Linked DNA regions of Homo sapiens: region 2 is linked to region 1. The links are chromatin loops, found by intact Hi-C in ENCODE. Cell type or tissue: adrenal gland. All regions are shown on one strand. Each heading gives the region's core, and the rest is flanking DNA. Links, peaks and the distances in the headings are about the cores only. Region 1 has its middle 34 kb from the start of LINC02656. Region 2 overlaps PFKFB3 (6-phosphofructo-2-kinase/fructose-2,6-biphosphatase 3).

Evidence for each region. A loop is a pair of places that touch in the nucleus more often than their neighbours do. Peaks named below come from ENCODE experiments on the same cell type or tissue, not always from the same donor. Only the 100,000 strongest peaks of a DNase experiment are listed, where the experiment ranks them.
Region 2: a loop joins it to region 1, with 2.1 times the contacts of the local background. A loop is called at or near these places in 4 of 110 quality-filtered maps.

What each region holds. Positions count from the first base shown.
Region 1 is chr10:6,375,878-6,392,899 of GRCh38, reverse strand. No RefSeq gene overlaps it. Among named protein-coding and RNA genes, the nearest start is that of LINC02656, 34 kb to the right of the region's middle. In adrenal gland, for the core only: no CTCF peak of the experiment used is centred there; no DNase peak of the experiment used is centred there; H3K27ac peaks cover 2,672 bases.
Region 2 is chr10:6,216,295-6,231,324 of GRCh38, reverse strand. PFKFB3 (6-phosphofructo-2-kinase/fructose-2,6-biphosphatase 3) reads right to left here. Exons shown (of 15, transcript NM_004566.4): 5 at 14,545-14,619; 6 at 14,134-14,190; 7 at 11,632-11,756; 8 at 10,460-10,667; 9 at 9,798-9,944; 10 at 9,580-9,684; 11 at 8,341-8,470; 12 at 7,305-7,367; 13 at 7,112-7,176; 14 at 4,960-5,133. Among named protein-coding and RNA genes, the nearest start is that of PFKFB3, 21 kb to the right of the region's middle. RefSeq lists enhancers at 5,688-5,857, 11,720-12,219, 12,220-12,721. In adrenal gland, for the core only: no CTCF peak of the experiment used is centred there; no DNase peak of the experiment used is centred there; H3K27ac peaks cover 611 bases.

The sequences.
Region 1 (17,022 bases), core at 4,756-12,755:
GGAGTCCTCGATAAGGTTCTCCTCTTTAAGGAAAAGCATCCCCAAATCCTTTTCTAACAAACAGCAGCCTTAAAGTCGAGCTGCAAACATAGACAAGCAAGCTGGGAGCTCGCTCAGGTGAGTGCTGGGCAGGAACTAGGGACTAGACATGTTCAAGATGGCGGCTCAATCTTTCCTTCTCTTTGTCAGCCACCGGTACAGTGAAGAGCAGGCAAGATGGCCCTGATCAACTGGAAAGCCCATTTGCATAACAAGACTGGTGGGGCAACCAGCCTTCCTTGTAGGCTATGTAAAAGTTGTAAGTAATCTAACCAATCTGTGAGGCCTACATAAATCAGACACCACCTCCTCAAACCGGGCTATAAAATCCGTTGCCACCCAGTCTTTTCCACTTGGAGACTCCTTTCTCTAAGTCGTTTCTCTTTCTCTTTTCTTCTGCCTATTAAACCTCAGCTCCTAAACTCCTTTTGTGTGTCTGTGTCCTAAATTTTCCTGGCGCGATGACGAACCCCAGGGTATATACCTCAGACAATGTAGCCGTTTCACTAATATCTCAATAAGGTTTAGGGGGTTTTTGTTGTTGATTTGTTTTCGTTTTGATTGCTTGCTTTATGCTTAAAATTAAATCATATTATCTTAACATTTATATTATGTGAAATAAATGCCCAAGTATAATCCAAAATTTTCTGGAAAAAAGAGAAAAGGGGAACTTGCTTTAGAAGTTATGAAAAACACTTTTAAGGCACTGTAATAAAATTAACATAATGTTAACGAGGTAATTAACATAATATTGACAAGGTACAGAATCCAAAGGCGATATTTTAATTTCGTGGGGGGAAAGGATGGATTATTGAATGCTATTAGAAAACCTTTAGGTAAAGATGGTGGATTTAACATGTGCATCTATTTTCACTTCTTCCTCAAAAACAAAATGCACTAAAACAATAGCAAAATAACTTTTTTTTTAGCATAAGCCCTCAAAGATAGGGGAGCTGGAAGGATCTACAACTGTAACAACATTTTAAGGAGAGAAACCAGATAAGGAGTAGAAAAAAGACCAAGCCGGAAGTAGAGAGAAATCCTAGGACCAAACTGAGGCAGGCTTTCCCAGAAGCTCAGAAATTCTGTACATCTAGATAAACGTGGGAATAAAAGAAGGGCTAAAATAAAGACAGTTTGTTGAAAGTTTGTTTAAGAAACAGGGCCACATGTCCTCTTCCCCGTTTCAGCAACTAAGCTCCTAGTTCTTCCTACTTTTGCAAAAGACAGTAGGTTTATAGTCAGAGGAGGGTACAACAGAGAGGGTCTCTGGTATGAGGGACACTAAAAGGATGAAGGAAAGGGATTAAATGTATATATGCTGAGATGCCCTCCCCAGCATGCAGAGTCAGGCTTTCAACCCAGGTGAGCTCTCAGTTGAGTTTTCTGTGGGACATGATCAGGCTGAGAGGACAAGAGAGCAGCCCAGCCAAGGAAGTTCTCAAGCTCAATGGTGTAGCCAATTAGTCCTTCTCTAAAGTACACAGTTAACACACTCCACTCACATGCACACAGGTCTATCTGCCTCATAGTCCTGTAACCACCCACTGGGGGTCACCTTGCCCACTGCCTAGATGGAGCTAATTTACCAAGACAGGGGAATTGCAATGGAGAAAGAGTAGTTCACACAGAGCCAGCTGTGCAGGAGACTGGAGTTTTATTATTACTCAAACTAGCCTGCCTGAGCATTCAGGGGTCAGAGTTTTTAAGGATAATTTGGTGGGTGAGGGAAGGCTAGTGAGTCAAGAGTGCTGATTGGTTAGGTCAGAGATGAAATCATAGGGAGTTGAAGCTGTCCTCTTGCGCTGGGTCAGTTCCTGGGTAGGGGCCACAGGATCAGATGAGCCAGTTTATCGATCTGGGTGGTGCCAGCTGATCCATCAAGTGCAGGGTCTGCAAAATATCTCAAGCCCTGATCTTAGGAGCAGTTTAGGGGGGGTCAGAATCTTGTAATCTCCAGCTGCATGACTCCTAAACTGTAATTTCTAATCCTGTGGCTAATTTCTTAGTTCTACAAAGGCAGTCTAGATCCTAGACAAGAAGGAGGTTTGTTTTGGGAAAAGGCTGTTATTATCTTTGTTTTAAACTATAAACTAAGTTCCTCCCAAAGTTAGTTCAGCCCATGCCCAAGAATGAATGAGGACAGTTTGGAGGTTAGAAGCAAGATGGAGTCAGTCAGGTCAGATCTCTTTCACTGTCTTGGTCATAATTTTGCAATGGCAGTTTCAGTTCCCCACTCTAAAATATTAGGAAACAATCACGGATTACAAGATAACTGAAGAAAATCTCTAATAAGGAAGATAAAAGCCAATACAAATAAATAAGGGGGCAGGCAATTTAGAGAAAACAAGCCTATGCATGAAGGGGAAAAAAAAGACTTTCTAAAGAGAAGCTATCACTAACAGCTTTAGAGAGACAAAAGAAGAAACAAGAACAGGTACTATGTAAACGTAACTCAAAGAACAAAATTCTTAAAAATTAAAAATATGATTTCAGACATAAAAAGCAATGGAAGGATTAGAACATAAAATTGAGGAAATATTCTATAAAACAGAGTAAATAAAATAAACAGAGGAAATAATAGGAAAGAAAAGACTGAAAAATTACAGAACCTGTCCTGTGGGTTGAATACCTGTGTAATAAGAGTACAGAAAGCAACAACCGAGAAAATAGATGAGAGAGAACCATCAGTGAAATAAGCCCAAGAAATGCATCAGAATTAAAGGGCATGAATTTAAAGATTAAAAGGTATCACCAATTATTTAATAAAAGAAAACATAGTGTCAGGCCAATTAATATCTCAAAATGTCAGAACACCATGATCATAGACAAGATCCTACAGGCTTCCAAATGGGATAGGAAAAATGTTATTTTCAAAGGTCAGGAATAAGAATGACACCAGATCTCTCAATAACAGCACTAGAAGCTAAAAGGGAATAGAGCAATGTCTTCAAATTCCTGATGGAAAAGCACTCTCACCCTACACAAGTATATCCAGATAAAACATCAAGGAAGTATCAGGATAAAGACATTTTTAACATGTAAGGACACAAAAAGAAAAAAATGTACTGCCCATGCACCAATCTTAAGAAATGAGAGAAAACTCCACCAAAATGAGAGAATAATTAAGAAAGAGGAAAACAGCAAGAGTAAGAAACAGGAGACAGTGAGGAGCCCCAAGATGGCAAAAAGGAGAAATCCCAAGATGACAGCTGTGCAGAGGGCATGGAGTTCAGCTCGCCCAGACGGAACAGGTCAGAAGGCTCCAGGGGAGACCTCTTCAGGGAGATGAAATTGCTAGAACACCTGAAGTCCCTACATGTCTTAAGAAGAGATTTAGATGAAAGAATTGAGAGTTTTATTAGCAACACGTATATAGAAAACAAAGAAAATGAAATATCAAGCTTGGTTTCACTTCAAAGAAAACACAAAGCTGTGTCACAAAGGAAAAGTACGTACAATTTAACAGTAAGGGAAGGGCACATGTGGACTCTGTGCTATTTTTGCCACTTTTTCATGTGTCTAAAACCATTTCAAAAGAAAAAGCAATCACAGTGTATGTGGTAGACAGTCTCTAAAATGGTCTCCAATAACCCCCACCTCCTGAAATTCACACTCTTGCATTGCTCCTCCCCTTGAGAACATGTGGAACCTGTGACATGCTTCTAATCAATGGAATATGACAAAGATGATGAACGCATGTGATTCCATTACATAAGGGTTGCTGGAGCTCTCTCTCCTCTGCTGACTTTGAAGAAGCAAGCTGCCACCTTGGGAGAGCCCCCCATAACAGTCAACTGTGGGTACCCTCCAGAGCCAAGAGAGGCCTCCATCAGGGAGCTAGCAAGAAACCAAAGTGCTCAGTCACACAACCACAGGGAGCTGCATTCTGCCAGCAACCTGCATGAGCTTGGACATGGACTCTTCCCCGGGCAAGCCTCAGATGAGAATACAGCCGTGGCCAACACCTTCACTGCAGCTTTGCGAGACCCTGAACAGAAGGCACAGCTCAGCAATGGCCCAACTCAACAACCCACAGAAACCATGAAATAATCAATGTGTGTGGTTTTAAGCTGCTAAGTTTTTGGTAATATTGTTATGCTCAATAGATAACTAATGCAAACCTTCTAGGCTTAAGTGTGGGTTGGACCTAATGAGTCGTGTCTAGTGAATAGAATACAGTAAAGGTGATGGAGTCTCACTTCTGAGATTAGGTGGCAAAAAGACCTGCTTCCATCTTGTTCTCTTCTTGTTTTTCTTCTAGCTCTGAGGGGAGCCAGCTGCCACACTGTGGGCTACTGATGGAAAGACCTGAGCAGTCAGGAGTTGGTGGTATCTCTGGCCAACAGCCAGCAAGGACTCACGACCTGCAAACCCTACATGAGTTAGCTTGGAAAGGGAGCCTCCCACTGCTGATCCTGGGGACATGGCAGCCCTGGCCAGCAGCCTTCACAGCAGCCTTGCAACAGACCCTGGGCCAGAGACCCCGGCTAAGCCACACCTAGTCTCCTGGCCAGAACCTTGAGATAATAAATGCTTATTGCCTTAAGTGGCTAAATTATGGGGTAATTTGTTACACAGAAATCAATAACCAACACAGTAGACTACATGACTCAGCTTTGAATGGCCTTCCTATAGTCCTCCCAAAGTAAATGTTAAAAATTAATCTGACCGAAACTCGGGGGAATAAGAGATGGGAAAGTTGTGAGTGCATGGTGAGAAGGTAGTGGGGGAAAAGGGAAGCCTTCATTTCCATGGAGGGAAGTCAAAGAAGGGTGTCAAAGACTAAACATAAAATGGAGAGGTAGCAATAAAAGTAAGAACAGTAAAGGTGGTTACCCTTCGAGGAGGGTAGGAGAAGTGGGGAGGGGGAGGAAACACTGTTTTCTATCCTGACCCTTGTAAAGCTAGGCGACTCTTTACATGTGGACATGTATACCTTTGATAAAAATTTAAACTTAGAAGAGACTTCCACACCTAGTCCAGATGTGATTCTTTCACGCATTTCAGATGTGATTCTTTTGTCCAATCTAAATTGCTTTTTCATTTCTTTCAAAGATAAAAGACCTGAGTTGTTTTTCTTTTTTTTTTTTTTTTTTCTTTTTTTTGAGATGGAGTCTGGCTCTATCACCCAGGCTGGAGTGCAGTGGCGTGATCTCAGCTCACTGCAACCTCTGCCTCTCAGGTTCAAGTGATTCTCCTTTCTCAGCCTCCTGAGTAGCTGGGATTACAGGTGCACACCTGCCCAGCTAATTTTTGTAATTTTAGTAGAGACAGGGTTTCACCATGTTGTCCAGGCTGGACTCAAACTCCTGACCTTTGGTGATCTGCCTGCCTTGGCCTCCCAAAGTGCTGGGATTACAGGCTTGAGCCGCCACGCCCAGCCAAACATTTTTGATACAGACTATCAAAGCTTCTGTTTCCCTAAATCCCTAATTCTTTAATCCCTTTTGTCTTTCCCTTGTGTGTGTATATGTATGTCTGGGTATGTGTCTGTGTGTGTAGGTGTGTTTATATGTGTGCATGTGTGTGTGACTATGTATTTTTTTGCGTATGAGTCTGTATGTGTGTCTGTATCTATGTGTATGTGTATGTGTGGCTGTGTGTGTCTATATGTGTGTGCATATATGTGTGCATGTGTGTATGTGTGTGTTGGTATGTGTGTATATGTGTCTGTGTGTCTGCATGTGTACACGTGTGTATGTGTATATGTGTGTATGTATATGTGTGTACGTGTGCATATGTGTATGTGTGTGTCTGGATAGTACACATGCGTATATGTCTGTGTATGTGTGTGTCTATATGTGTACGTGTGTGTAACTGTGTGTATGTGTGTGTTTGTGTGTGCAAATGTGTCTGTGTGTATATGTGCATCTGTATGTCTATATGTGTGTCTGTGTATGTGTGTGTCTGTATGTGTATGTGTAACTGTGTATGTGCCTGTATGTGGGTGTATATACGTTTCTGTGTGTATATATGTGTCTATGTGTGTGTGTATCTGTATGTGCGTGCACACGTGGCCATGCCACACTGCCGGGTCTTGTCTACATTTTCCTTAGCAGAGAGGGAGCCCCACAGTGGACTCTGCAGTGTCCACATCCAGCAGTGGCCGGCACATGGCAGGCACTCAGTTTAGGCAGCCTGAGCCTCCTCACCATGCACACCTCCTACCCCAGGCCCGGGCAACGCAGCAGCAGTGGAGGCTGGGTGAGGAAGGGGAAGGCCCAGGGCTAAGACCCCACTTCAGCCCTCAGGAGGGACCATGGCTGTCTGGCTCAGCACTAAGCCCTGTGAGACCAGCACCAGGCTGACACTGATGAGCATGGAGAACCTGGGGCCAAGGCAGCCACGGGGCTCTGAGCTGACCAGCTCCCTTGGCCTTCGCTTCCTCTTTGTGTCATCCTTCCCTGTTCAACCTGCTGATGCTTGACTTTTTCCAGTTTGTCTTTTCTGTTTTGTCTCCTCGTTCTGGGATCACTTCTCACTCACCAGCCACGAAACTCCCCAAAATGACCTCCAGGTCACATCTTCCTTACAACATCTTGATTAGTTCTTCAGAGAGTGCAAGCTGTCCCTTGACTTGCTACTATGCCCCTGAGAAATAGAACAGATGGAATTCTCACCTGCGTTTATACTGTCTTCTGCACAACAGCACACCTTAGCCATCGCTTAGTGAACAACTTTACTGATCCCTGTCCAAGGGCCTAAATGATGCCTGGGAATGGAGGCTGAGCTACATACAGGACGACAGCCAGGAGGGAACTTATGTGGGAGTCCTAAGTAGCCCAGGACAAACATTGCCAGCCAGATAGCCAGTCCACAGGAGCTGAAAACTCACCTTCTTCATCCTGCTGCAACTTCTACTGACCACGCCATACCCAGCTGGCCCTGCCCACCAACAGACTCTAACTTACAGACATAGGGCCAGCTGCTCTTGCTCCTGAAAGGGCCATGAATCCAAGGATTGCTCATCAGTAAGCTGGTCAGCTACCCATGAATCGACCTTACGCAACACAAAATATTTGCCCAGCAACTGCAACCTTCATTGGATATGACAATTCACTGGACTCCTTATGAGGCTTGGCATTAAAAATATGGAAATAAATTGGTGAATTGAGAAGAAAAGGAGGCCAAAGCAAACACATAAAAACAGATACCTCCATGATAAGGAAAACCAAGGTATTTAAATCTCCTATGACCACGTCAAAAGAAACCAGGTGAAGCATGTGCATAGCTTTCTATGTGCAGCTTTACAACCAGCCCCTAATGACCTGTCCTCCCTTGAGAACAAAGCCTGAGGCAAATCTTCGCAGCTCCTGCTTTGTGAGGAGATGGGTGCAATCCCGGGGCAGCAAGAGTGAGGGCAGGAAGCAAAGCGGGAGTGGGGAAAGCAGATGCAAGGGATGTGCTGCCAGCTGCTCATGGCCTCAGAAGACACAGCTGGCTGTCCAGGTATATGGGACGTTCAGGGGCAGGCCAAAGGCATCACCATACCTGGAGCAATGTGAGTGTGAGTGGGAGGAGGAGGGAGGTGGGCAGGGAAGGGAGAAAAATTCACAACTGCCACCACCTCCTGTCTCAATGGTCAAACCTCCTTGTGTGGGGCATGAAGCCCCCTCCTGCCCACACCTCCTTCAGGCTGTCTTCACCCTGTACAGGTACGTGAACTCACCTGCACTTCCTGGTCAAGGCCCCAGGCCCTGTACTTTGCAGCTGTGCGCTCAGATCCACACTTCACCTGAGTCGGGATGTGGTGGGAGCAGCCCAGACCACATGAGACCACAAGGCCAGGACTAGGGAGTAGGTGCCAGGCTGCTGTGGTTCTCAGCCCTGAGCCAGATACAGGGCACCTGGGGGCAGGCAGGTGGGGCCAGGTGAATGAATGTGGGAGGCAGATGCAGACATTTGGCCCAATATAACCCCTCTTAGTAAAGTGACCTGAGGTTTACATTCTTACAGTTCAAGAGCCTAACTCTTGAAAATTCACATTGAATTATTCTCACCCTCATCATGCCTCCTCATCTCCCAGTGCCAGCTACAACCACTTCCAAAATCAGCTCTAGTCGAAACATCACTTCACACATTCAGACTCAAGTTATCCTATTACGGCACCCCCACCAACACCATAGCCTTCATACATCTGTAGGCCAACATTTCCCTATCCAAAAACCATGTGCTCCATTCAGAGGCAAAGCATTCTCAGACTGCATGCCCCAAGAATTGTATCTGGAAAATATAATTGCAATGGTCACAGCACTATGGTATGCCAAGGCAGGTGGTTCCTGGCCTGTTCCCAAAGCTTTACATGCTTGTGGGGAGAGGTTCACAAAGACTTTATAATGCTTTTTGCTTTGAAATACCTCAACGTGCACAGGCTGGGCAATGCTATGTAAAGTTTGATATGTTTCATTGCATAAAGTTACATGAGGATTTGGATATTAGGGAGGCTGTGGGTACTTGGGGGAAAGGTAGACCAGAAGTCAGGATTGTTGGCTCCTTGTAGTCCCTGCTCAGACACTAACCTCACGTGACGTGGGGCGTACAGATGTCAACTGTGGCAAAAAAAAAAAAAAAAAAAAAAAAGGAGAGACGGAAAAAGCCTAGGAACAGTCCACAAAGCCTTAATGCTGCTGAGCCGCTGGCTGTTATTCTTCCGACATCACAGCATACAAGTGCTGCAGTCCCCCATCATTTCCCACAGGCCTCAAAACCTTCTGGGGAGCTGCAAAACACAGATGCCTGGACCTTCCACACAGAAATCTCTTCGTGGAGAAGGCAGCCAGATTCTAGTGTGATCTGAGGGACTCCACATCCAAAGGCTCCACAGGTCCCAAACATCTTCCTAGGCCAGAGTCATCATTCCTGATATGCCAGCCACTTTTGTCACTGCACAAGTAGCCATGCTCTCTTTTGAGTTAAGACATTATGTTTTGTTTTTGTTTTGTTTTGTTTTTGAGGCAGGGTCTCACTCTGTCACCCAGGCTGGAGTGCAGTGGTGCAAACACAGCTCAAGGTAGCCTCAACCCCCTTAAGCCTCCCACCTCAGCCTCCCAAGTAGCTGGGACCACAGGCAGGCACCACCACACCTGACTAATTTTTACATTTTTTGTAGAGACAACGGCTTGCTATGTTACCTAGGCTAGTCTTAAACTCCTGGACTCAAGCAACCCTCCCCCATCAGCCTCCCAAGGTGCCAGGATTACAGGCATGAGCCACCGTGGTCAGCCTATTATGTTATTTTTTCAAAGGTGCTCTATTCAGTTAGCTAACACCACAGCAAGGATCCATCTAACTGTTTAGTTAAGGACAACCCAGAGCAGGGCCTGAGGCCACAGGACAGAGAAGTCAAGTTTTGATGGGGAAAGCCATTTGGGCCATCTTCCCGATAGGGCTGTCTGTGGTGCCATAGATACGGCAGGATGGCATCGGGCATCTGGAAAGGAGTGGGGAGGCCCTGGAAGCTGGCCTCGAGGGACACAAGAACAAACTTTGTGAACTTTCCCAAATGTGCCCAGGCAATCTCAGTCCCATGGTTACATTTTGACTCCCACAACGAATGCGAAGCCTTGGAGAATGAATGGGTTTTGTTTGGATTTTCTGAGAAGCATCTTAATTCAAGACCTTTTGCCTGAGTGAGTCAGAGGCAGGAAAGCCTCCAGTCCCACACCAGCTGGTACTTTTCCATTGCCTCCTCCTGGATTATATAACACAGCACATTTTTAGAAACTTGGTTCTAGTTGTAGACTTCTGAGCTAAAATTTCAGCTTCCCAGTCCTCACACTGTCACTTTTTCAAGAGAGGAGATATTCGTGGTTTTGAGCAATGGAGAGACGCTGGAGAATAATATACTCATTATATGGAAAAGGAATACAGAGTTCCATGCAGTCATCTCAAAATATTTCCCTCCCACACCTGTGTTTATATAGGGACATGATAAGAGACCCCGAAACTGACTGTTTCATCTTGTTGCACCTGGGAGAGTGCCTCTGCTGGGATACTTTGAGTGTACAGTCACATGTGGAGGTAGTGTATTAGCTAAATTCATACTAACATGTAATCGATTGATATAGCATCCAGAGAAGCATTCTGTGGCAAGGAAGTTTCATGGGGCCATCTTGAGAAAACTGAGCCCCTGAAATAAGCAGAGGCTGGAGCAAGAGGAGGGAAATGTGTCGACAGAGATGGAGGGAAGAGCTTGTGGTAAAAAGGAAACTGAGGTGTAGACCATTTCCACAACAGTCAAGTCCATGTTGCAAGATGACCGATTACAAGGACCAGATTCCAGGTCTCTCACTTCTCACCTCCCTTCTTAAAATACCCAGCCTCACCTTCCGTAAACCGTTTGTCCAAAACAGCTCCTTGTCCCAAGGACCAAGTTTGACCAAATCCTCTCCTATTTAAGTAGAAGCAGAAAAGCACCAGCCCGATGCCAACCTGTCTTCTTCAGCAGCATTTCGGGCAAATCCATTTGCACAGTGAGTGGCGTTTCTTGTTTTGATGTCTACTTAGCCCCCAAAGACACGAAAGCTTAGTCACAGCCCAAAACATGGGACCAAAGCCAAACAGGAATCGAAAGAATCAAAGACAAAGCAAAAGCATGCCAGCTGCAGCTGTTAAGTCTTCTCCGCCAGCCCCATGTCTGGTTTCCTTCCCTTTCATGCCCACAAACACTGACATTTGTGTACATGCCATTCCCGAGGGCCTTCAGATTTAAAACACACACACACCCATCATTTTCAGCTGCACTTCAGAGAAGTGTCTCATAAACTATGCAGAGAGCTACAGCTTAATTCTGGCTTAATATGTTTCTAGACACCTGATTTTTTTGCTGCAATGGCCATTGTATTGCCTTGTATAGCCTTTCTCCAGGTGAATGGGACATCCCTGTCCCACAATTTCTGTTGGAGTTGCATTTTAGATGAATGTCGACAGTAGACCCAGAGAAGTAAACTAGTGGAGGAGTGGAAAGGTCTTGATATAGAAGTCCTCAGATCCCTGCCCCTGTTTCCACAATGAAGGCAGCTATGTATTTAACACTTGTCCAGCATCTACTTGGGTAACATGGCTTTCCTTGGGGTGCCCTCTCTGCTTTATGGTTTACAGGACAATCACAGTTATCCACCTCCAAAGAATTGTCCATCAAGTCAGTCCATGGAGAGACATGGTGATATGGTTTGGCTGTGTCCCCACCCAAATCTCATCTTGAATTCCCACGTGTTGTGGGAGGGACCTGGTGGGAGGTAACTGAGTTATGGGGGCGGGTCTTTCCCGTGCTGTTCTTGTGATGGTGAATTAGTCTCATGAGATCTGATGGTTTTATAAAGAGGCATGTTCCTGCACAATCTCTCTCTGTTTGCCTGCCACCATCCATGTAAGATGTGACTTGCTCCTCCTTGCCTTCTGCCACGATTGTGAGGCCTCTCCAGCCATGTGGAACTATAAGTCCATTAAACCTCTTTTTTTTCCCCAGTCTCAGATATGGCTTTATCAGTAGCATGAAAACAGACTAATGCAGTAAATTGGTACCAGTAGAGTGGGGCACTGCTGAAAAGATACACAAAAATGTGGAACTGGGTAACAGGCAGAGGTTGGAACAGTTTGGAGGACTCAGAGGAAGACAGAAAAATGTGGGACAGTTTGGAACTTCCTAGAGACTTGCTGAATGGCTTTTACCAAAATGCTGATAATGATATGGACAGTGAAATCCAGGCTGAGGTGGTCTCAGATGGAGATGAGGAACTTGTTGGGAATTGGAACAAAGGTAACTCTTGTTACGTTTTAGCAAAGAGACTGACAGCATTTTGCCCCAGCCCTAGAGATTTGTGGAACTTTGAACTTGAGAGAGATGATTTAGGGTATCTGGTGGAAGATTTCTATTTCTAGGCAGCAAAGCATTCAAGAGGTGACTTGGATGCTGTTAAAGGCATTCAATTTTAAAAGGGAAACAGATCATTAAAGTTTGTAAAATTTTCAGGCTGACAATGTGATAGAAACAAAAATCCCATTCTCTGAGGAGAAATTAAAGCTGGCTGCAGAAATTTGCATTAGTAATGAAGATCTGAATGTTAATCACCAGGACAATGGGGAAAATGTCTCCAGGGCATGTCAGAGACCTTTGCGGCAGCCCCTCCCATCACAGGCCTGGAGGTTTAGGAGGAAAAAATGGTTTCGTGGGCTAGGCCCAGGGTCTCTCTGCTGTGCGCAGTCTAGGAACTTGGTGCCCTGAGTCCCAGCCACTCCACCCATAACTAAAAGGGGCCAAGGTACAGCTCAGGCTGTTGTTTCAGAGGGTGGAAGCCCCAAGCCTTGGCAGCTTCCACGTGGTGTTGAGCCTGCAGGTGCACAGAAGTCAAGAATTAAGTCGACTCTACCTAGATTTCAGAGGATGTATGGAAATGCCTGGATGCCCAAGCAGAAGTTTGCTGCAGGGGTGGGGCCCTCATTGAAAACCTCTGCTAGGGCAGTGCAGAAGGGAAATGTGGGGTCAGAGTCTCCACACAGAGTCCCTACTGGGGCACTGCCTAGTGGAGCTGTGAGAAGGCCACTGTCCTCCAGACCCCAGAATGGTAGATCCACCAACAGCTTGCACCATGTGCCTTGAAAAGCCACAGACACTCAACACCAGCACATGAAAGCAGCCAGGAGGGAGGCTGTACTCTGCAAAGCTATGGAGATGGAGCTGCCTAAGACCATGGAAGCCCACCTTTTGCATCAACATGACCTGGATGTGAGACATGGAGTCAAAGGAGATCATTTTAGAGTTTTAAGAATTGACTACCCCGCTGGGTTTCAGACTTGCATGGGGCCTGTAGCCCCTTTGTTTAGGCCAATTTCTCCCATTTTGAATGGCTGTATTTACCCAATGCCTGTACCTCCTTTGTATCTAGGAAGTTACTAACTTGCTTTTGATTTTACAGGCTCATATGCAGAAGGACTTGCCTTGTCTCAGATGAAATTTTCAACTGTGGACTTTTGAGTTAATGCTGACATGAGTTAAGGCTTTGGGGGACTGCTGGGAAGGCAAGATTGGTTTTGAAATGTGAGGACATGAAATTTGCAGGGGGCCAGTGGCAGAATGATATGGTTTGGCTGTGTCCCCACCCAAATCTCATCTTGAATTCTCACATGTTGTGAGAGGGGCCTGGTGGGAGATAATTGAGTCACAGGGGCAGATCTTTCTTGTGCTGTTCTCATGATAGTGAATAAGTCTCATGAGATCTGATAGTTTTATAAAGAGGAGTTTCCCTGCACAAGCTCTCTCTCTTTGCCTGCTGCCATCCTTGTAAGATGTGACTTGCTCCTCCTTGCCTTCTGCCATGATTGTGAGGACTCCCCAGCCATGTGGAACTATAAGTCCATTGAACCTTTTTCTTCCCAGTCACAGGTACGTCTTTATAAGCAGCATGAAAATGGACTAATACACATGGTAACCACCCACTCATTCAAATAATAAATACCTGGGGAAGAAATATACATTGAGTGTTTGCTGTATGCCAGACTGGAACATGCACTAGTCAACAAAGATGAATAAGACAGGCCCACTGTCTCTCTCTCCTAAATACTTGTAGTCTATGTGAACAATGAACCACAGTGAGGCCAGGTCTATAAAGTCCAGTGATGTGCTAGAGCCAGCTTGTACCAACTCTTTTTTTTCCCCAGGATGGAATGCAGTTGTGCAATCATGGCTTACTCTCAGGCTCAAGTGATTCTCCCACCTCAGCCTCCCAAGTAGCTGGAAATACAGGTGTGTAGCACCATGCCTGGCCTGAATCAACTCTTGAGAACTGACATTACATATCTCTTCCCAGCTGCAAGTTCAGAAATCTCAAGTTGGTAGCTTGAAAGCAGCCATGGTGGGAGTATTTATACTACAGAAATTGGCAAACACCACAAATCAGGATTTTGGTGGTGTTGGTTTGGGTTGGGTTTTGTTGGCTTTTTCTTCATTTCTTTTTTGAGATGGTGGTTTTTTACCAGCACACATCTGTCTGTAACATTAGAGTGATTGAATTGCTGTAGCAGAGAGCACATTTTTCTGCTTTTAGGTGGTGGGATAAGGCTTTACATAAGAGATGGCATCTTGGTGGCACATTTCAAGTTGAGTAGCCTTCTACCAGGCAGCAAAAGAGGAACAAAAAAAAACCCAGAAAGAATAACATAAGTAAAGCCATAGAAGTTTCAAATTAAAAAAATAAAATAAAAAAAAATTTAAAAAAACCTCTATGGATTCAGAGGAGGAAAGCACTACAGTTGCTGAGCTGCCTGGGGAAGCCCAATTGGTATCTAAAGACTAGCAAGGTGATATGGTTTGGCTCTTTGTTCCACCCAAATCTTATCTCGAATTTTAATCCCCTGGTATTGAGGGAGAGACATGGTAGGAGGAGATTGGATCATGGGGATGGTTTCCCCCATGCTGTTCTAGTAATAGTGAGTCAGTTTTCATAAGAGCTGATAGTTTAAAAGTGGCAGTTCCCCCTTCACTCTCTCTCTCTCTCCCGCCACCATGTAAGACATGCCTTGCTTCCCCTTCACCTTCGGCCGTGATTGTAAGTTTCCTAAGGCCTCCCTAGCTATATAGAACTGTGAGTCAATTAAACCTCTTTTGTTTATAAATTACCAAGTCTCAGGTAGTATCTTTATGGCAGTGTGAGAATGGACTAATACCCGAGGTCTTCAGTAGATGGATGGGGGCAGCAGTGGGAGAGGAGCTGCGAGAGGGGGAGCAAGCTGGCTATCAGCATGAGCAGAACAAACTAGGCTGCTTAACTCAGTGGGGCAGAGGAGACTGTCAGCATCCTTTCTCTGACCCCTTTGATAGTTCTCCCATCATCTTCCAGATGAAAGGAAAACTCCTTAGCCTGGCAGGCAAAGCCCTGCAGTTTCCGCACACATCTCCCACCAGCCCCAGCACGGGGCCTACCCTCCTGGGCCATTCATTGTCCTCCTGACCCAGGCTTTTACTTTCTCACTCAGGTTTTCTCTGCCTACTGTAATTCCCTTCTTCCATCCTCCACCTTCTCCTGGAGAACTCCTACACAGCCTCTAAACCTCTTCTAACGTGACTCTTCAAATACTGCATGTTTTCATTCATAAGTGAGAGCTATAAAGGAGATCTCATGAAGATACAAAGTAGATTGGTGGTTACCCAGCTAAGGAAGGGTAGGGGGAAAAGCGGGTGAAGAAAAGATGATTAATGGGTACAAATATACAGTTTGTTAAGAGAAACGAGACCTAGTGTTAGATAGGTCGGTAGGGTGACACAGTTTACAATAATCTGTTGTGTGTTTCAAAATAGAAGAGAAGAATTCAAATGTTTCTAACATAAAAGACAAATATCTAAGGTGATGGATATCTCAAGTACACTGATTTGATCTTTACAAATTATATGAATGTATTAAATTGTCACATGTACCCCAAAACTACATACATCTATTATGCATCAATTAAAAAAAAAACATTTGGCCAGGTGCAGTGACTCATGCCTCTAATGCCAGTACTTTGGGAGCCCAAGGCAAGAGGATCACTTGAGCCCAGAAGGGCAGCTGGGCAAAATAGCAAGACTCCAACTCTACAGAACATTTAAAAATTAGCTGGGTGTGGTGGCACATGCTTGTAGGCCCAGCTACTCAGGAGGCAGAAGTGGGAAGATTGCTTGAGCCTGGGAAGTCGAGGCTGCAGTGAGCTATGATCACACCACTGCACTCCAGCCTGGGCACAGGGCAAGACCCTGTCTCTAAATAAATAAATAAATATATAAATAAATTAAGAACTTTCACAACTCCCATTCCCTGATCCTGTCCATCATCAAATTCCCCAAAAGTCATATGTGTTTCGTTGCAATAATAAACACTTAATGAACTGATGGAGGCTTATGTATGTCACTTGTCTCCCTACCAAAGTATAATGTTCTGTAGGGAAAGAATGCTGGGCTGTCTTCTCTCTGCACCTACAGTATCCGATACAGTGCTTTCTGCTGAATAAGGGATCAGTAACTATTTACTGAACTGACTTGAAGAAGTGGGGTAGGGTTGGGGAATGGAGCACCTGAAATTGGTGAAGACCATAAGGCTCACTGTTAAAAGTTTGCCAATGTCAGGTGTACACTTTTTCCATTTTTTTCTGACTGTTTTCCATCTTTTCTGACTGTTAAGCTAGGTTGCAGTTCATCCATGAGGACTCAACCACATGAGTACACAAACCACATTTAAGATGGTTCAGGGGATACACTTAGTGTTTGCCTAGGTTTTATTTTCCACCTGACAGTTATATTTTATCTGCATAAATGGCCAACATTGATTTTGCCATTTCTTTGTGGTAGTGTCTTCGTAAAATCAATGGAAATCAAAGTTGCTCCACTGTGGGGCCTCAGCTTCTACCATCTCCTTCTGCTTCTCTCCAGATGTTTTCAGGATTTGGAGGATTTTTCTAGAGCAGAGGAAAGGAGTGGGAGGAATCTGTTTTAACAGCTCTGCAGGTGCCTGCTGCATCCCTGGGAGCTTGTTAGAAACGCAGGTTCTCAAGCCTCACCCCAGACCTACTGAATCAGAACCTACATTTTAACAGGATCACGGGATGATTCTTTGCACATTAACACCTGAGAAACGCTATTCTAGAGTCCTGTAGAAGAAAGATCTTTTCCATTAGGAAATTGTCATCAAGAACTGTGGCTGGTTAAAAACGGCCATGCAGTGTTACCACTTCTTCCACTCAGAGATAGGGTCTGTCTCCCATCCCCTTAAATCTGGGTTGGCCTGTGACTACTTTTGATCAGTAGACTATGGCAGCCATTGATGCTGTGTCACCCACACGGTTGGGCTTTAAGAGATCTGAGGCTTCTGTCTCTTAGAACACTCCCTGGAGGGACCCAGTGAATACACTGTGAGAAGCCCCCAGAGATGCACTGTGGATGAGAACTAAGACATTTGACACAACGGTGAGGTTCTTGGCTGACAGCTACTGTGCAGCCATGTGAGTCAGCCTTCC
Region 2 (15,030 bases), core at 1,757-9,756, 160 kb after region 1:
AGGCATTTACCTTCCACAGTTAGTAAGGAGAAAACTTTGAGAAAATGTGACAGACAGTTCGTCTTTCAAGCAGAGTGGGGGAGAGGAAGAAACAGGTTGGAAAAGGAAAAAAAAAAAGAAAATCTTTAGTAGGATTTTCTAGTGTGCATTTGAAATTTTAAAAATGAAGGTTGCATCACAAATGCCAGGTGATCTCTCGATCCCAAGCAGCCGGCACAGCCCCCAGGAAGGCACCCCAGAGCACCAGGTCCGGACAGTTGTTCGTCCCCATCTTACTGGGAAACCAAGATCACAGGGGTGAAGACTCTAGGCTGGGCGTGGTGGCTCACATCTGTAATCCCAGCACTTTGGGAGGCCAAGGCGGGTGGATCACCTGAGGTCAGGAGTTTGAGACGAGCCTGGCCAACATGGTGAAACCCCATCTCTACTAAAAATACAAACATTAGCCGGGCATGGTGGCGGGCGCCTGTAATCCCAGCTACTCGGGAGGTTGAGGCAGGAGAATCGCTTGAACCCGGGAGAAGGAGGTTGCAGTGAGCCAAGATCGCGCCACTGCACTCCAGCCTGGGCAACAAGAGCAGAATTCCATCTCAAAAAAAAAAAAAGACTTCAGGCCATGGCCTTGAGACCCCAGGGATTTCCCCTCCCCAAGTCTGGGTGTTCCTGCTGCCCCAGAGAAGAAATCCCTCAGGTTACAGGAGGGTATCCAAAGGCTGACCCAATGCCAGCAAGCCCAGAAGTCTCCACAGGCCCAGGGCACCAAGTTCCTCCCTGATAACAACAGCAGCCGTCATCCCCCACGCACTTCCTAGGGGCCAGATATTGTGCTAAGTGCTGTATCTATAGTCTCATTATGACAACTTTATGAAGTTATTATCTCCATATTACAGATGAGGAAGCTGAGGTCCTAGAATTGCTTTAACTTGCCCAGAGTGCCAAGGATAGAGGCCAGGAGGAGTAGAACCAAGATGCAGGCCTGGCTTGGTCTGACTTTCATCATAAATTCTGGTCACAGAGCCCAGGTGGACTCCTAGAATCAGATGTGGCTACAATCCTAGATGTGGGGTCACGCACCCAGGATGGACGGGACAATGGGACTCCAGAGTGAAATTCCAACCTGAGTCAGGTGTGATGGGTCCATCGGATGTATTTTTGCTGAACAGGAGGGATTCTAGCAAACGCACTATTATGTTCATCTTGGAGATAGGTAAGATCAGCTTTAGCGGGTGGGGGACTATCCCCGAATGGCTCCTCCCAGTAGAAAGATTTCTTTCCTGGCAACATGAGGCCACGTGTCTAACGCAGGGGTCCCTAACCCCTGGGCTGTGGACCAGTACCCAGTCCATAGCCCACTGAGAGGCGGGCCACACAGCAGGAGGTGGGTGGTGGGTGGGCCAACATTACCACCTGACTCGGAGGAGCACACACGAGGGATCTAGGCTGTGCGTTCCCTTCAGAGAATCTAATGCCAGACGATCTGAGGCAGAACAGTTTTATCCCCAAACCATCCCCTACCCTGCCATGGTGGGGAAAATTCTCTTCCACGAAACGGGTCCCTGGTACCAAAAAGGTCGGGGACTGCTGGTCTAAAGGATCAGGACATGCACAGATGTAAAACCTTCAGGCTCCAAGTCCAAAAAGTTTCACACAAGGAGAAGCCCAGATCCTGAAGCACTGCACGCTGGCCCCGCGCATCACAGACACTGGCCCTGAGGATGGAGGGTGCGCCCCAAGAAGCTGGAAGTTAAGGGCAGGCCCACCTTAGGTAAGCAAAGCCTGGCTGTGGGAAGCAGCTGCAAGGGGGTGGCTGTGGGGGTACACGAGGGTCCAACAGCTGCCCATGCCTTGCGGGTCACAGGGCAGGGGCCTCAGGACAGCAGCAGGGAACGGGCACCCAGCCCACTCCCAGAAGCCGCAGAGAGGAGGCGGCCGGCTTTCTGAAGCAAGGGGCCTTTCAGGCCCCGGCTCTGCGGCTCACCTGCTGGAAGCACGGGCCGGTCACTCAGCCCCTCAACCATTAAACGGGGGACTGACTGCCCTGCCGACCTCCCAGGGTGGTCTTAAGGAACGTGGACATGGAGGACACTGGTACATCCTCTGGCCCTTCACCCCTTTGCCACCAAAATCTGAGCGCCATGCCAAACCTCTCCCATTTCCAAAGCCAGTCATTCTTTTCAGCATCTCAGGCTGCATTCCTCATCACACCTTTCCAGTTTCTGCATAAAGTAGTTAAGGTAACTTAAGGAGCAAACAGGAAATAAAGGGGCGGGTGTGTTTTTGGGGGGGCAAGGGGATGACACTTCATGTGGCTGTCATTAAAGTTCTGTGGCAGGAAGGCCTCTGCTCCTGGTGGGGAAGGGATCCCAGAGCAGTGGGAACACAGCCCCAGCTACCCAGTGGCTGCCAGAGCTAAGGCTGAACCTGAAACTCTGCAGAGAGCTCTGGGAGGAGCAGAAGTGACCACATGGGTTAGAGATGGAGGCTGCACCCAGCCCCGGGCGTGACTATGACGCTGAGCAGGCTCCAACCCAGGACAAACGGATCCCCAAGGGTCTCCACTCGGAGCTCTTTTGGGGTGTGGGGGGTCCTCATGGGGAGGGAGAGGCTCAGAGCTCAGGCCCCACCACACTCCCACTATTCCCCATAGGTTTGGTTTACAGATTAGGCTCTGAGTAAGTTTTCCTTCCAAAACAAAGGACACTCCTGGGGCAGGAGGGGGCTTTAAGGCTAATGGCACCTGGCACAGATGCAGCTCGCCACCAAGATCTGATTCTGATAAGGAAATGTGGATTTATGCCGAGCCCTAAACCACGGCCATTACACACCACGACCTGCAGCCCTGAGAGGGTAGGGGAGAAGCCAGCGGTCGTGCGGCGGTGTCGGAACACACCCAACAGTAGTGCAGCCACCATGACCGCCTGCACGCTTTTCCAAAAACATTCAGGAATCTCTCCTCCCTACTCCTACGCCCATCTCCTCCTTCCCCCACGGAAGACCTCACATCACAAAACTGCTCTCATCCTCAATATTTTAACAGGCAGGAGGCCAAATGAGCAAGCAGGAAGAAAGCAGTGCAAGCAGCAGCGATGATCGGAGAGATACTTACAGACAGGCTTGCCCTAGCAAAGGCTGCGGAGGAGAAGCAGAGAGAGAAGTCAGTCAGGAGGCAGGGCGCAATCTGCAGGGACGAAGCCCTGAAAAACCCCACGCCGGCCCAGCCAGCAGCTTCAGACGTCCCTAAGAACCTGGCCACCCTGAAGGACTGTCCTCCCAACGCCAGGGGCAGCTCTGAAGCGGACAGGAGGATGCAGCCCCTGCCACTGCGTCCTCCACGACGGAGGTCTGTGCAGCTCAGGATATCAACCCCCTTCCCCAGCCTGGTCCCCCCAAGCATCAAAGCAGCGGCCTCTGAACTTCCAAATACAACTGCACATTTCCATCAGAACGGATGCCACAGGGACACCATTTCAGTTCTGCTGGCTTTTCATAAAAACCCTCAGATCTGAGACCTGCAAGGGAATATGTATGAGAGCTCTCCCAGTCCTGCTCCTATCATGTGCAAAGCTAAGGAGACTGAGGGCCTGGGAGGGGAAGGAACCTGGGCAATTAAATTGCTGCACTCATGTTAGTGTGGAGCTACCACCAAAGCCAGGCCTCCAGGCTTCCGCTAATCACAGCCACCTCACCGTGTCTACGCGTCCCCACCACATGCCCGACACTGGGCCTGATGCAGGGCATGAATCCCCTCATCTGATCTGACTTCTGCACTGCCATTATTCCCCCATTGCCTGGATGAAAAAACTGAGGCCTGGAGAGGTTAAGTGACCTGTGGAGGCTGCAGCATCTCCCAGGTCACATTCCAGACATCATGAGGTCTAAGGAAGTCTCGGAAAAGGCGGGAAGAGGTGGCAGGCTGAAAAGGATGCTCAGAGCCAGCACCAGCATCCGGCTCATCAACAAACCTGACCGGAAGCTGCACTGGGCTGATTTGTGGGGGCAGGCCTGGAGGGTGGAGGTAGGGCAGACCCTTGGGTGGTACCTGAATTTAAGCACAGAAATTCCTACATCTCACATATTTGCAAGGGTTCCAGGCTGTAAAGGAAAAGACCAGTTTTCTGAAAACAAACAGTTTTCTGAAAACAAATCTTAATGTCTGACAACCAAAATCTTCCAGGCCTGTAACCTTCAAAATTAATGAAATAAGTGAAATCGGGTTGGGGTTTTTTGCTTTTTTTTTTTGAGACGGAGTCTCCCTCTGTCACCCAGGCTGGAGTGCAGTGGCACCATCTCGGCTCACTGCAACCTCCGCCTCCTGGGTTCAAGCAATTCTCCTGCCTCAGCCTCCTGAGAAGCTGGGATTACAGGCGCCCGCCTCCACACCTGGCTAATTTCTGTATTTTTAGTAAAGACAGGGTTTCGCCATGTTGGCCAGGCTGGTCTGGAACTCTTGTCCTCAGGTGATCCGCCCACCTCGGCCTCCCAAAGCGCTGGGATTACAGGCGTGAGCCACCGCGCCTGGCCTTGTTTGTTAGGTTTTTTACTACCTGCTGGGATAACCATGTTATTTATGTGAGAAAGTAGCCACTTTCTTTGTTTTAGAAATAACCATTCACGAACGTGAACGGGTCTTGGACATCTCACTCTTCCTTCTGCACTGCCTGCTTCTGCCCTGTAAAGACCCCATCCTCAGAAAGGAGGCGAACGCAGTCACGGTTGTCACCAGCAAGGAAAGCCCCCAGGATCTTAACTTCGGAGGGTGCTTCCTATGTTCTCCCTCAACACGTGAGTGTGTGCACATGCCCCCACAACACACGTGCACAGACACCTACAACATACGCACGCGCACCCACACGCACCCACGCACGTATTCTTGCAAACACACACGCACGCAATCCCAGATCTGTGGCATCACGCCCGGCATGCGTCCCCCAGGCAGGAAGGAAAGGGGAGTGCACTGACTTGTCCAGGCAGCTGCGTGGGCACCTCCGGGGGCAGGCAGCTGGGCAGGGCGGCCGAGGTGGAGGCCACATGCTCCTCAAAGCTGTTGATGCGAGGCTTTTTGGTGGGTTCGGGGCTGGCTAGCGGGGTGACACTATTGCGTCTCATGAGCGGGTTAGGTCCCTTCTTTGCATCCTAAGCAAGACAAAGACAAAAGAGAGAAAGGCGACAGTTACAAAGAAGGGGAGGAAAATTAGCCCCAAAAAAGTTTCTCTGCTCCTGGATTTTAGAGAGGCAAAAAGACTGACCGAGGGGAGTGGCCGGGACCACGGGCCAGGGACCATGGGCTGCTGAGTGTGCGGTGACTGCCAGGCAGCAAGAATGGGGGCAATTCCCTCCCATGCCCCCTTCCTCGGATGGTACCAAAGGATTCCCCACACAGACAAACACGGTGCTTGCAAAGCAAGGAGGGAAAGAATGATGATCACAGCAGAGCGTGAGGTCGGAGAAAAGAGCTTTGCTTCCAGCCTCTCTTGAGAGCTGAGGAGGGGCATCTAGGAGGGAGAGGCTGGGCCTGAGGCTCACAGGCTGGGGAGGGGAAGGCAACTGTGCTGACTCCCTTCCGCTGACCCGAGGCAGGATCTGAAGAGCCATCTCTACTACACAAAGGGCACCCTGGCTTAGGATGGGGCACGGAGGCTGCAAAACAAGCCTGGAGACCAAAGGCGCAGAAAATGTGCAGCAGGAAGCAGGTTCTGCGGCCAGGACCAGACACAGCCCTCCCATGAGAGGGACAGCGTGATGGGGTGTGGGCCTCCAGCCTCAGAACCGGGATCTGTCTCCATCATGGCCCTGCCCCCATTCCCTGCAGGGAAGAGCTCCAGGACCGGCTCAGGCCCAATCCCATAGCGGGGGCAGTGGCTCCCTGACCAGGGCTGTTGTCATATGGCTAAAGGCAGGACAGCATCCGGTGACCCACATTCCGAAGTGGAGGGGGTGACAGGGACCAAGGCGGCCAAGGGACCCCAGCCTCTCTCAGGTCAGCCCACCAGCCAGGCAACTGCCAGCGACTGGGGCGGACACCTCATCCCTTCATGCCAAAATCCGAAGGCCAAGCTTCCTGGGACTAGACAGTCACCTGTTTCGGGAACGCCATGACAGAAAGTCACGCTCGGTCTAAGAGAAAGGTCTGACTAGTACTAGCACAGTGTTGTACTTTTGGCAGCCTGTACACGGTGAATTCAAACTCACTTTCACAACACGCGTCCACCTGAGCAGAGGCCCACTCTACTCAGTCAGAGGCAGCCTGGCCCACCTCCAAATGTCAGGCCTCCCCCCAAGGTAGACAGCAGCTGCACGGCCAGGCCTCGAGGTCTCCTGAAGCGCCTCCCCACCCGCCACCCCCCAGGCCTCTGCTCTCCACGCCTCCCGTCTCTCAACACCGTGTTCTTGGTGGTTCTGAGCCTAATCACAAGCACATGGCGGCGCTGACCTGCTGATCCTGTTTGAAACAGTAACTCTGGAAACTGAAAGCACTGGTTTTAGCTGCCAGAAAGGAAAGGCAACAAGAACTGTGCCATGCTGATGTTAAAGAGAAGAGACGCTGGGCACAACGGCTCACACCTTTATCCTAGCACTTTGGGAGACTAAGGCAGGAGGATCACTTGAGCCCAGGAGTTCAAGACCAGCCTGGGCAACACAGTGAGACCCCATTATCTAAAAAAATGAATAAATTAAAATTAGCTGGGCATGGTGGTGCGCACCTGTAGTCTCAGCTACGCGGGAGGCTGAGGCGGGAGGATCACTTGAACCCAGGAGGTTGAGGCTGCAGTGAGCCGTGACTGCGCCACCGCACTCCAGCCTGGGGAACAGACTGAGACCCTGTCTCAAATAAAAAAAAAGAGAGAATGTATCTTCCTCACTAATATTCATATCTCGAGCTCAGCAGAAATGGGAGGAAGAGGACACAGGAAGAAAGAAAATGAGAAGGCCCCAGAAGCCACAGAACAGACAGGCAGGAACAAAGAGGTGCTGAGGAAGGCAGCCAGCAGGCCCATGGCCCCAGACAGGCCAGCACCTGCAGGCAAGCGGCCCCGGGGCCTCCTGAGCGCCCATCACCCACTAGGGCTATCGTGTGATGATGGCCAGGATGAGGCTTGGGGCCTCCACTCACCTCTGACCTCTCCCGGTGTGTGCAGACGGACTCCACGTTCAGGTAGATGGATTCCACACGGCAGCCTGGAGGGCGTGGGATGGGGGCAGAGGAAGCTGCTGTTAAAGGGACAGCACCGCTTACAGCCCACGGCCACAAGAAGCTACTGTGGCCACCTTCAGGGGGACAGGGCTTGGCAGGGGTTGCTACTCACCATAAGCGACAGGCGTCAGTTTCAGGACGGTGTGAAGAGGGCATTTCAGGTAGGGCATCTCCTCTGAAATTGAAATTGTACACCCACAGTTAGAAATGAGACACGGCCAGGCGTGGTGGCTCACGCCTGTAATCCCAGCACTTTGGGAGGCCGAGGCAGGTGGATCACCTGAGGTCAGGAGTTCAAGACCAGCCTGACCAACATGGCAAAACCCCATCTCTACTAAAAATACAAAATTAGCCAGGGTGTGGTAGCACATGCGTATAATCCCAGCTACTCAGGAGGCTGAGGCAGGAGAATCGCTTGAACCTGGGAGGTGGAGGTTGCAGTGAGTGCATGCATTGCACTGCAGCCTGCGCAAGAAGAGCAAAACTTTGTCTCAAAAAAAAGAAATGAGACATGAGGGTGGGGGAGGCATGGAAAGACCTTTACGGTCCCCCCAACAAGGACCCTCGGAAGCCCTGTCGGGCAGGGGCATCTGTCCCCAGCCACAAGCTGTCCCGGGCAGCAGCTGGCCCCAGAAGAAGACTTTAGCCCAAAGAGTGCCATCAAACCAAACCAAAAGACTCGCCCTCACGGTGACTTAGAGTTGGGAAAAAGTCACTCCCAAACAATTTAGGTCTGTCTAGGGATTCAGCTGCACTGGACTGGACATGCTAAGACTTAACATTTCAATGGGATTGTCAGAGTTTTCCGGGCTGTTTGTTCCTTAGAGGGCACTGAAGAGAAGTGCAGCCCCCACCCCAAGCCAAGACCCTGGGATGTGTGGAGCCAGGGGCGGGTCTCAGGGAGCTGTTTATGAAGCAATGAAGTCCCCGGCATCAACCTGGGCTCCACAGCATTTCCCAAGGGCTTCAAGGAAGCGCTGGACAGAGAGGACCTGAAGCAGCCGGGAGCCGACACCTGTGCCCTTCTCCTAACACCCCATGGCACAGCAGCCAACACAGGGCAGGCCACGGCAGGTCTGCGGCTGACCCCCCGCCGAGTGCCAGTCCCCTCCTCCCTCCATCCCGGGGCCACGACCTGCCCGAGGTACCTGCACTCTTATCCAGGAAGTAGGCAAGCAGGCAGCGCAGGACGGCCTGGTGGCAGATGACCAGCACATTCTCCTGCCGCTCCAGCTCCATGATCACTGGCTCCAAGCGCTGGACCAGGTCCTGGTAGGACTGAGCACAGAGGGCCGGGCCCACGTGAGCTCAGGGCACTCGGGAGGGGCTCTGCCGCTGGCCACAGACTGCATCAGACCGGCCAGAGAGCCACGCAAAATCAATCATCCATCATCAGCAGTGGTTGAGAAGGAGCAGGGTTTAACGTGGACTATTGCTCAGCCACAAAAAGAGTGAAGCCCTCCCCACTCCGCTCCCACACGGGGGAACCTGGAAAACTCAATGCTGTGTGAAAGAACTGGGCGCAAAAGGCACGTGTGGCATCTGACTCCACTGACATGGAATGCCCAGAATAGGCAGATCCAGATGCAGGAAGCAGACGGGCCGGTGCCGGGGCTGGGCCGGGCAGGCGGGAGCGGCTCCTAACAGGTCTGGGTTTCTTTGTGCAGTGAGGGAAAGGCCTGGAATTTGTGGTGATGGCTGCACAGCACTGTGAGTACACTAACATGCACTAAATCATAACTTTAACGTGATGAAAGTGGTCAATTTTAGGTTATGTGTATTTTCTATCAATTTAAAAATGTAAAAAGAAGCAGGAGGGCTGTGACTTTAGAAAAAGACCAGAAAAGCTCCTGCTCCTGTGGGCTCTCTGCTGTGCTAACCAGGGCCCCGGTGTGTAAGGCTTAGTCTGAGGCCAGAGGACAGTGGGCCTGCAGGGGCCTGAGGCACGACACTGCTCAGCAGGGCACGGGCAGGGAGGACACACCAGGCCCAGGAGGATCCCATCGGCAGAGGAGGCAACAGCGTCCTCAGCCACAGCCACCCGGGCACCGTGCACGGGGAAGCACAGACGCTGCCCAGGGGATATAGAGCCACCCCTCCTGCCAGCCTGCCCACCACCCTGCCCAGTGGACCTTCACACACCACCTTCCTCCTCTCCCATATAGTTCTATGTCCCTAGGGAAACACATCTCACTTCTGCTTATGGGAAAATGCACTTCACCCCAGGCTGTTAGAAGGTTCAGTTTGGGGGGACTCAGTTCCAAGGTGGAGGGTGTAGGAGCCCCCAGAACCCACACGGAAGTGAACTCCCTGGAGGGGTGGCCCAGCCCTGCACAGCAGTGGTCATGTGTGCTGGGGACCGTCAGCCCGCCCCAGCCTGCGCTCACCTCCCCGGTGGGGTAGCGGTAATAGTACTTGTCCTGCTCCCGCAGCGCATACTCCTCAGGGTAGGTGTCCCTGATCTCCTCGTAGGTCAGCTCCTCACAGACGCCCTGCGGGGACCCAGTGGTCACTCAGGGGAACAAACCACAGGGGTGTCTAGGGCCTCTTGGGAAGCCGCCCCATGCCCGAGGGTGAGGCTGCCTGCCCGCCTCCCAGGACTCACCGCGTCGATCTCATTGAGCGCCTTCCACTGCTCGTAGGGCAGCCGCAGCGCCTCGGCCGTCTGGATGGTGCTCTTCAGCTGGCTGGTCCACACGCGCAGGTCCTTCAGGTTCTGCTCCTCCACGAACTTGCTCAGAGCACTGGCAAACTGAGAGGTGGTGGAGGGGGACCACTGATTCCAGATGCCCGCAGCTCCTCCAAGAGCCAGGGCTGGAGCAGGCAGCCCACGTAGGGCTGTGCACTACCTGGTTACACCGTGGGGGCCCCAGGCCACTGGGACAGCCACAGCCGCACACACCCTACCCAGAGACCAGGCTCAGCTCTTCCTGCCCCTTCCCTTCCTAGTGCACAACCGCGCACACATCACACACATGCACAGAGATACACACACCAGAGACACACATACAAACACATACAAAGTAACACAAAGACACACACACACAAAGCCACATGGATAGGCGTAGACACACACACACACAGAGCCATACAGAGATGCACACAGATATGCATAGAGACGTGCAGGCGCACACACAGATAACACACACAGCAAGCACACCAAGCAGCAGCAGCAGCAGCAGCAGCAGCACACAGCTCCCCACCCACCCTATAGACCCTGCAACCGCCCTACAGCCAGAACGGCCCATGCGGCAGCACACCCCGCACCTTCTTGCCCCGGCTGGACAGGCCTGAGTCGCCCCCGATGCGGCCCTGGAGGTTGTGCTCGTTCTCGCCGTGCCGGCACAGGTAGATGGTACGCGGCTGCACGTGGATGTTCATCAGGTAGTACACGATGCGGCTCTGGATGTGGTCCTGCACCCGGTTCACCAGGAACCTCCGGCCCACGTCAATCACCTTGATCAGCGACAAGTCCCTGCAGAGAGACCCCACCGAGAACCACAGCTCAGGCCACCACCCACAGCAGGATGCACCTGGCCCGTCTCCGAAGATGTGATCCCCAGAGAACAGCAAGGCGGGACCGTAGGCCCCTCCAGGGCACAGACTGAATCCTTCTAAGGGGCAGAGCATATGCGTAAGACAACTCCCACAGCTGGTGTCTGGCTGTGAGGCTGGCCTGCCTCCCAGAAAAGGGGGAGAAAAAAGAAAGAAAATGGAGAAAAAAAGAAAGGGGCCTGTGCAGTGGCTCATGCCTGTAATCCCAGCACTTTGGGAGGCCGAGGCAAGAGGATTGCTTGAGTCTAGAAGTTCAAGACCAGCCTGGGCAACATAGCAAGACCTCATCTCTACTAAAGAAAAAAAAAATTAGCTGGGCGTGGACACCCACACCTGTAGTCCCAGTTACTCATGAGGCTGAGGCGGTAGGATTACTTGAGCCCAGAAGTTTGAACCTGCAGTGAGCTATGATCATGCCACTGCACTCTAGCCTGGGAGACAAAGGGAGACCCTGTCTCTAAGCAAGCAGGCAAGCAAGTAAGTAAGTAAATAAATAAATAAATAAATGGAAAGAAAGGAAAGAAAAAAGAAAGGAACTATCGGAGGGACAGTAGCAAAATCAGGCTCAACTCTATGTTGACTTCCTGTACTTCTACACAGTGTTCAAAATATTCCCACTGAATATGATTTGTCATCAAGGATTGTTTTTAAAAGATATTTTCAAAGAGAGTTGATAAAGGTATCCAGCGGCTGTATGTGGATCACCTGAGGCCAGGAGCTCAAGACCAGCCCGGGCAACATAGCGAGACCTCATCTCTACAAAAAAAACTGTCTTAAAAAAATTTTTTTAAAGGTATCCAGGAGCAAATCCTTTGTGGGAACATCAAGAATTCAGTAAGAACCCTCATGTGGGTCTTGCAGAGACGGCCAGCCACGGGAATCACCTGTCGCATTTGTCGGGGTCGAGGGGCTGGTAGCTGGCTTCATAGCAACTGATCCTCTTCATGAAGTCGTCCATGGCTTCTGCCGAGTTGCAGTCTTTGTAATCCGGGCTGGAGATTTTAACTTCCTGCAACACCACAAAGGGGTGGCTGATAAATCACGCTGGAAGGCTTTCTGCTGAGATTAAGCAGGATTTGGGGCTTTCAAAAGGGGAGCGCACAGAAGGCTCAGTATAAAGATTATCCGGCCCAGCGTGTAAGAGAAAGGGAGAAAGATGCTGGGGGCTGAGTCACAGCCTGATGTTACATGGGGAGGATTCCCTGGGGAGATGGAGAACTGAAGCCGGAAGGACAGAGACAGGAAACCCACAGGGATTCCATAATGAACACCTCTGAATGCTCCAGCAAGTCAGGATCTGTCCCGTGCCCGAGTCACCGCCAGACAGCCTGGCGCTGAACTCAACCGAGCTCCACGTGAGGATCCGCAATGCTCCCCGTGCCGGGAGGAGGCTGCTGGTTCTAAGGTATGCTCAGGAGTTCCCAGAGATGCCTCTGGCCTTGTGTGGTTTCTCCTCCACCCCCCACTGCCTGAGGCAGCCCCAGTGTGACCAGTCCGTGGTTAACTGCTTCTCCAACTAGGGCTGTGCCGGCTCCTTTGCAGGGCTCGCTCTCCTAGGCAACAACACAGGTCTACCAACACCCACAGTGGCACAGGCCCCAGAAACCAGGTGGATTTTAGGGAAACTCAGCATTTCTGAATGCCTGGGCTCTTTTTCTCATCAACCACTGCCGTCACTGAGAGGCAGCCACTCTTCAAAGATCGAGTCAGTCGGGAGCTGTGCCTGTGTCCTGGCACAGTTTCAGCCGGGGAAGATGAGAAAGTCCTGCGGATAGAGTGTGGCGGTTGCCCAACAATGGGAATATAATTTGCTGCTGTACTGCACACTTAAAAAATAGCTAAAATGGCCGGATGCAGTGGCTCACGCCTGTAATCCCAGCACTTTGGGAGGCCAAGGCAAGCAGATCACTTGAGGTCAGGAGTTTGAGACCAGCCTGGCCAACACAGTGAAACCCCCGTCTCCTCTAAAAATACAAAAAAAATTAGCTGGGCGTGGTGGCGCACACCTGTAATCCCAGCTATTCGGGAGGCTGAGGCAGGAGAATCGCTTGAACCCGGGAGGCAGAGGTTGCAGTGAGCCAAGACCGTGTCACTGCATTCCAGCCTGGGCAACAGAAGGAGAGTCCGTTTCAATAAATAAATAAATAAATAAATAAATAAATAAATAATAAAAATGATTAAGATGGTAAATTTTACATTATGTATATTTTACCACAATTTAAAAAAAAAATCTAAGTTCACAAATGCCTGGCTCTACCAAGCTGCTTTGAGATTTCATCAGAAAGAGATTTCTGAACATGGTGGGTTGGGGCAAATGATTATCTGCTAGTGGACAACCAGACAAATGCTAAACTCCTTGCTAAGCACATTGGTGACCACTCACTGGGAAAAATGACTTCACAGCTGCACCCTGCTGTCTACCAAGGGGAACAACGAGTGCCCAGCCAAAGAAAGGTGGCAAACCCTCATACTCTGAGCCTCCTGCTCCCACTGGACAAATCTAAACTGACTTTTCACAATTCAAATAGCCCTTCCTGAAACAGGAATTCATTTCCTAAAGATATCTAGAAATACTTCCACCACCTTGGGGAAGATACCGGGGCTAACACATGCTTAGCATCCCCTCTAAAGGTGCAAAGATGCCAGCACCACAGCGTCCCAGTGTTAAGTTTTCAGAACTGCTTTTCTTTATAGAATTGTCATATTCTGATATGTTTAAGCTGAAGAGGAAATTATCTCCAACACAGGGTGGCAGCTTGTAGTAAGTCTCCATAGTAACCATTCCTGTTTATATATATTGCTATCAAGTGGTAACACTGGAGAAATTCATCAAGTTATGATGCCAAGTGCCCTCAATTTATCTGGGCAAGCTCCCCTGCACAGCACAGACAGGAGGGTTTGTGGCAGGTTCACGAGATGCATCAGCAGGAGGAGAGTCTTACCTCCCAAACTCAGGAGGCTGCTGAGCCCTATGGACTTTTGCCAATGCCCAAGCATTCTTACCTCCTGGAGCTGTAGCAAGTGATCCACTTGCTGCCACCTGTCCCATTAGGGGCAGTGAGCGGCCCTCTGCCCCAGCAGCTCCATCACCACTAGCTGTCAGGCTCCTGCCACCAACAGAAACTAATCCTATCTCCCTGAATTATTTCCTACGTCCCATCCAAGCCTGCCCACTGCCCTGGATGGAGCTAGTCCCTCACAGGACAGGCCTCTGGGTTAAAAACCGCTCTGTAGGTCTGACCTCCCAATCAACAGCCAGCTGGGGGCTGCTCATCCTAAGGGCTCAGCTGCGCTTCCGAGCCGGACCCGGTCCCCCACTTCCTCAGACTGCAAATGCCCTTGTGGTCTACGCTGCCGCAGAAGCACGGGGCTCCCGGCTGTCTTACCATGATATTGGAGGCCACAACTGTAGGGTCGTCGCACACCGACTCGATGAAAAACGCCTGGTGGAAGTGAGGTGGGGATGTTAGAAAACAAACACCACGAAGGATCAACCTTGCCATCACTGCGATGTCATCACCCGGACAAGGCGGAAGCACGCCACCCACCAACTCCCAAACACAGGAAAGCCCACCTCCTCACTGCAGCCTCTGGAACGCCCCATGGCCCCCAAGAGCCCTACCACACAAAGGCCCAAATTTAAGGCCACAAAACGTGGGCAGCAGGAGGGGAGGGACCGAGCAGGACTAAGGAACATGGGCAGCAGGAGGGGAAGGACCAAGCAGGACTCAGGCCGCTTCCTGAAGCCTTTTCCTCTCTCCCGAGCCCTCTAGCACAACACAAGACGCTCAGCTCACCTTAAAGTCATTTTCTTTGGCAAAATGAAGGATCATGTGTCTCCTCTCTCTAGTAGTATTGGTGGCATCGAAAACCTGATATGGAGAGCAAAGGGCCAGGAAGAAAACTCTAAGTTTGAGTTTAACAACGTTTACCAGAACAGCAAAGATGCCAGACCCATCATCTCCAGGAATAAGCCCCAAAAGTGCTTCAGGGGAGCTTGTGCCTGCCCACAGTCCTCTCCAGGGAGTGCTTAGGAGGCAGGCCTCCCGCAACTACCAACAGCACTCAGGGGTGGTAGCGTGGGGGAAATACCCCAAAAGCAAACAAGCAAAACAGTAATGTGCAATGGGACAGTGTACAAGGAAGGGCCAGTGGTCCTGTGGGTAACTCGAGTCCTGCCCGCCCTGGAGGTGTGGGACTGGCCACAGAGGGGGTGGGTCCCTGAGTCCACCCCACATCCTCCTTCCTGAGCCATTGGGCTGCCCTGGCCACCTGCTTTCCTC